Linked DNA regions of Homo sapiens: region 2 is linked to region 1. Evidence: read pairs that join two places in POLR2A ChIA-PET (ENCODE). Cell type or tissue: GM12878. All regions are shown on one strand. Links, peaks and the distances in the headings refer to the core of each region. The heading gives the core; the rest is flanking DNA. Region 1 has its middle 64 kb from the start of MAP3K8. Region 2 has its middle 13 kb from the start of MAP3K8.

Region 1 (2,917 bases), core at 97-2,596:
GGTGTACATATATCACATTTTCTTTATCCACTTGTTGGTTGATGGGCACTTAGGTTGGTTCCACGTCTTTGCAATTGTGAACGGTGCTGTTCAAAACATGCATGTGTATGTGTCTTTTTCATATAATCCCTTCTTTTCCTTTGGGTAGATACCCAGTTGTGGGATTGCTGGATCGAATGGTGGTTCTACTTTTAGTTCTTTAAGGAATCTACATACTGTGTTCCATAGTGGTTGTACTAATTTACATTTTCATGGCTGAATACTCTTAATTCCATTTTACAGGTGAGGAATCTAAGATTCAAGGGGTTAAAATCACACTGTAGTAAGCCTTGGATCTGACTTTGTCCAATTCCAAAGTTTGTGACTCTTTGTTCTATATCAAACTGACTTCCAATTGCCTCATTTCCTTCAAATCCATCCAGAGTTCTGTTTTTCAAGAATTCTGTACTTGTGCATCAGAGTGTCCTAGACAAGGGGGTAGCTTGGCCTATTGCTCTCTGGGCACGCAATGATAGCATCGCACCAAAGTTGCTTGGATGACAGTGTTTGTCTCACATTCTCTGGCCAAATGGGCCTCCATGGGAGCATTTTGTTAAATTTTTAGGACAAATCCTCTAGGCTGAAAGCTTTATGGTGTCCCTATTGCTTATCAATCTATCTTAAACTTCTTATATCTCATTTTCAAAAATACCTATAACTTGAATTCATCCATCCTCATCCTCCCATTCTGCACTATAATGTAATAAGCTTTTCTTCAGTTTCTTTTGAGCCATATTGTAGTAGAAATAGGGCTGGGGCCAGGCACAGTGGCTCACACCTGTCATCTCAATACTTTGGGAGGCCAAGGCATGTGAACTGCTTGAGGCCAGGAGTTTGAGACTAGCCTGGGGAACAGAGTGAGACCCCATCTCTACAAAAAGAAAGAAAATAAGTAATAGGGCTGAGCCAGCTATCAGAAGCACCCATGCTCTTGCTCTGTTTTTGACTCTTAGTGGCCCTGGGTCTTTTAGGCCATCAGCTTACCTTCTTGAAAGACTGTCTCTACAGCTGTGAATTAACAGCCTTCTACTAAATCCTCTGAGAAGTCTCTTTCTGCTTTGAAATTCAGTGACTCTTTTACCTCATAGCATATTCTCAGTTCAGTGTTCAGGGTTTTACAGCCACAAGACTCGACAAACAGCGCTAAACTATTATAATTAGTTCAAATTGCTATTAGTTCTAAATAGCTCATTAAAAGTGCAGCAGTTTAGAATTAGCATCGTTTTTTTCAGATTAAGACCTCTCATTTCTCCAAAGTCTTAAGTGTTAATACTGTAGTGTTTTGAGATTGGCAGGGAAAGCAAGGGAAGGCAGGGAAGGAAGTGGTTAGGGTAAGGCGCTTGGAGTACATTCAAACAGCTCAACAGTGGCCAGTGCAGGTTGGGGAAATTTCTCTCTCTGGCCCTGCAAACAGAACTGCACGCTAGAGTGATTCCCCCTGCATACTCACTCCAATGGTGTCTTATTGTGCCCACTGGCTAGAACCCAGTTGTGGTCTTGGATTGACCAAATGATTTATATCAGGTGGCCAGAGAGCTGAGGTCTCACGCCCTGTTTTTTCCTTTTTCTTTTTTGAGAGGGAGTCTTGCTCTGTTGCCCAGGCTGGAGTGCAGTGGCGCAATCTCGGCTCACTGCAACCTTCACCTCCTGGGTTCAAGCGATTCTCCTGCCTCAACCTCCTGAGTAGCTGGGATTACAGGCACCTGCCACCATGCCCGGCTAATTTTTGTCTTTTAGTAGAGATGGGGTTTCACTATGTAGGTCAAGCTGGTCTCGAACTCCTGATCTCAAATGATCCCACCACCTCAGCCTGCCAAAGTGCTGGGATTACAGGTGTGAACCTCTGTGCCCGGCCACACCCCCTTTTCTCTATTTGAAATGGAATCTTAGCTTTTCAAGCAGTGAAACTTTGAACAAACTGTGGAACAAATCCAGAAGCTCATCTTATAAACTTACAACTTTCAAATATGCAAACAAATCAGTCTCTCCAAGCAAGAGTGTGATGTGCTTGCATTCTTAGTATAGCAGAACTTGGAGCATCTTCCTCTACGCAGAGTCCAGGGCTGCATTATTTCAGGGACCTTTTATGTACTTTAGCTAATCGAGCAAAACTCTTCCCAAGGTTTGCCAATGTCTTTGTCTGTTTGGGTTGCAATAACAAGATACTACAGATCTGGCAGCTTATAAACAACAAGCATTTATTTCTCACAGTTTTGGAGGCTGGGAGGTCTAAGATCAAGGTGCCAGTAGATTCAGTGTCTGGTGAGGGCCCATTTCCTTGTTTATAGACATCCAGTCTTCTCTGTTAGGGTTCCACACTCACAACTTAATCACCTCCCAAAGGCCCCATCTTCAAATACCACTACATTGGGGATTCAGTTTCAACATGTGAACCGCTCATTGGGTGGGTGAGGAGGGCATAAACATTCCATCTTTAGCAACCCACGTTCAATATTTTATACTCTGGGAGAATTAGAGAATGTAGACCAGTGAGGATGATGGAGAAAAGGGGAATCCACAGAACTCTGGATAGCACAGAGTGCAGTTCTGTTTGCAGAGCACAGAGCCAGCCAAGTCCCGGACCACTGTGGGAGCCAGTCACCCTCTAGGCATCTGGAAGCTGCTTCTAACTGATCTATATGAAGGCTGGCAGAAGTCTGAGATGCAAAAAGCTGACAGCAACATCCCCTTTGCCCTGGACCAAACTTACAGACAGGTGGAGCATACAGTCACCTACACAGTGTGCTTTGAGGGGCTTGGGAGTCTTGCATTCTTCCTAGAGAATGCTTTTCCCTACAATGCCTGAAATTTTGGCATCCACCATTCATTCCCCCTAGTCAGGCATTGCCTTCACTCCAGTTTTCATTCAAATTATACA
Region 2 (2,917 bases), core at 319-2,818, 77 kb after region 1:
AAAGTAAAGTATATATTAAAGGCAAAGATAATAAATACAAAAAACTCACCACTTCCTGATAATCGTGTTACATTTGTCCCTTCTCGAGGCTCTCCAGGTTAGTTAGGTCTGTCATATCTGTGTGGTGGAAACACTGCATAATGATGTACTTCTCTTTCCAACATTGCATTCTGTGGCCTCGCATTGGTAACTTGAAATACGTCGTGGTGGGAGAATTTACATCACAGAAATCAGCAAATACTACACATCAGGGCAGGGCTTTCAGAAAGCTGATTCTTAAGTATTTACTAGCACACCACTGCCAATGGGCAGAGTTTGTATTTTCTGGTACTTTTGACCTACTTTATGTTTTCTAATATTTATTTATTTATTTGAGACGAGGCCTCACTCTGTCACCCAGACTGGAGTGCTGTGGTGATCATAGCTCACTGCAGCCTGAAACTGCTGGGCTTAAGCAATCCACTGTCTTCAGCCTCCCAAGCAGCTAGGACTACTGGCACGTACCACCATGCCCCGCTATTTTTTTTTTTTTTACAGTTTTTTTAGAGAAGAGGATCTCACTCCATTGCCCAGTCTTGTCTCAAACTCCTGGCCTCAAGCGATCCTCCTGCCTCCCAAAGTGTGGCCCTTTTTTTGAGACAGAAAAAAAAAGTTCGATCTCGGTTCACGGCAACCTCTGCCTTCTGGGTTCAAGCAATTCTCCTGCCTTAGCCTCCCAAGTAGCTGGGATTACAGGTGTCTGCCACCACATCCAGCTAATTTTTGTATATTTATTTATTTATTTTTATTTTTTATTTATTTATTTTTTTGAGACGGAGTCTTGCTCTATCACCCAGGCTGGAGTACAGTGGCACGATCTCGGCTCACTGCAACCTCCGCCTCCTGGGTTCAAGCAGTTCTCCTGCCTCAGCCTCCCAAGTAGCTGGGATTACAGACACCCGCCGCCATGCCCGACTAATTTTTGTATTTTTTGTTTTAGTAGAGATGAGGTTTCACCATGTTGGCCAGGCTGGTCTCAAACTCCTGACCTCATGATCCACCCACCTTGGCCTCCCAAAGTGTTGGGATTACAGGCATGAGCCACCATGCCCGGTTAATTTTTGTATTTTTAGTAGAGATGGAGTTTCACCATGTTGGCCAGGCTGGTCTCCAATTCCTGACCTCAGGTGATCCATCCGCCTTGGCCTCCAGAAGTGCTGGGATTACAGGCGTGAACCACCGTGCCCAGCCCCCTGGCCCTTTTCTAATGTTTAATAGCATATCTGCCTATCTTACTTCTATCTGTGTAGCAAAATCACAGGCAATAAATGGTGACTGTGGCCTCAATTCATTAGTTGTTACTGTAGCTCCATCCTTATTCCAACAACATAATCGAGGGAAGAGGAGATTATCCGTCACCTGTCTTGAGGGGCAGGCTGTCGCCTTAGGATAGTCCCTTATGGGCATGGCCAGCCTGTCACAGGGGGGCACATTCACTCAGAATCTTAACTCCATGCTGATGATGGCTTGGTTTTAGGACCAGTGATTCTCATTTGCCTTATAAGTATCACCTAGGAAATTCTCATTCAGTAGAGGTAGGCTTGGGCCCCTGAAATCTGAACTTCAGAAAGCAAGAAGGGACTGTTCCTTGGAAATACTAACCAAGTGAAAAGAACACTTTTTAAATTCAAATCTCTGCTTCCCCATTTTCTGTCCATGTGACCTTGGGCAAGTCACTTAAACTCGTAGAGCTTTGGTTTCTTTATTATATAATGGAAAAAAGAAAAGCTATCTTGTTTTCATTTTACTTTTCATAATATCAAAACCTCTTAACCTACAGCTCTAACCATAGGAGAAAAGTGAAATCATGTATTGCATGTATTTATACTGTACTAAAATGTTTTTGAAAAACATACTTTCATTTACTCAGTTAATATCCCTGATGCAGTGACCCTGAAAGTTGCTGTTACAAGGCTTGTTTTGTATTTGAGGGATCTGAAATTTGGAGATTAGTAACTTGTCCAAGATCACTCAGATAATACACATGGCCAAAATTCTAACTCAAATATATTGCCTTCAAAATTATATAGCCATTAGGTTACTATATTCTTGGACTTCGCAGGTGCTAAGTCACCCACTCATTCAAGAGACACTTACGCACATCAGTGGGCCCCAGGGATTGCTATAGGTATTGGAGGTACAGCCCACATTACTCATGGGCTGCTGTCAACCATGAAGCCACTGGCCAGTCCCCCTCACTTATGCATGCAGCCCTCAGTTGACACCAAGTTGCCTCCCACATCCTTGTTTGCCTGAAACCCACCACCATGAGTGGTTCTAGCTAAGTCAACTGCTGCCCAGTTGGGTCCCCCAGTTTTATCCCTCAGATCCAAGATTCACAGAGCATAGTCTGGGTGCAGAGACCTCCTGGCAGAAGGAGATACTGGAATATTGAGATGTACCTTCTTGGCTCTAGTTAGTTACATTTGGGGAAACTTCAGATGCTCCCCATCCTGATGCACAGATTATAGCTCTAACTGCTCTCAGAAGAACAGCAAATTAGAGAGCATACCAAGAGTTTATACTTTTTAAAAGCTTAAATCTGATTTCAAAACAATTCCTGTTTACTAAAGACTTGCTAGAAAATAGGGATAATGAAATTTACCCACCAATCCCAACACTCAGATCAACAATAATTGCTGTCAACATTTTAGTGAACATCGTTCTGATTTTGTAAAGCACAGATATTAAGATTTTGTAACCTTTATCTCTGGCACCTGCTTCTAAAATCAGCTTTGCAAGTGAGAAGAAAAGAATAACCACTATATCGTTTAAAAGACAATTCTGCTCCTTTATCCGTTCATGCAACAAATATTTGAGTGTGTAGTATATGCCAGTCACAGTTTTAGGTGCTGGGGAGCAGCAGTGCACAAAACTC

The links. ChIA-PET counts read pairs that join two places held together with the same protein. Peaks named below come from ENCODE experiments on the same cell type or tissue, not always from the same donor. Only the 100,000 strongest peaks of a DNase experiment are listed, where the experiment ranks them.
Region 2: POLR2A ChIA-PET joins it to region 1 with 16 read pairs; 15 of 35 experiments call an interaction of 5 or more read pairs at or near these places.

Annotation. Positions count from the first base shown.
Region 1 is chr10:30,496,408-30,499,324 of GRCh38, reverse strand. No RefSeq gene overlaps it. Among named protein-coding and RNA genes, the nearest start is that of MAP3K8, 64 kb to the right of the region's middle. In GM12878, for the core only: no CTCF peak of the experiment used is centred there; a DNase peak (open chromatin) is centred at 1,444; H3K27ac peaks cover 2,060 bases.
Region 2 is chr10:30,419,740-30,422,656 of GRCh38, reverse strand. No RefSeq gene overlaps it. Among named protein-coding and RNA genes, the nearest start is that of MAP3K8, 13 kb to the left of the region's middle. In GM12878, for the core only: no CTCF peak of the experiment used is centred there; no DNase peak of the experiment used is centred there; H3K27ac peaks cover 1,737 bases.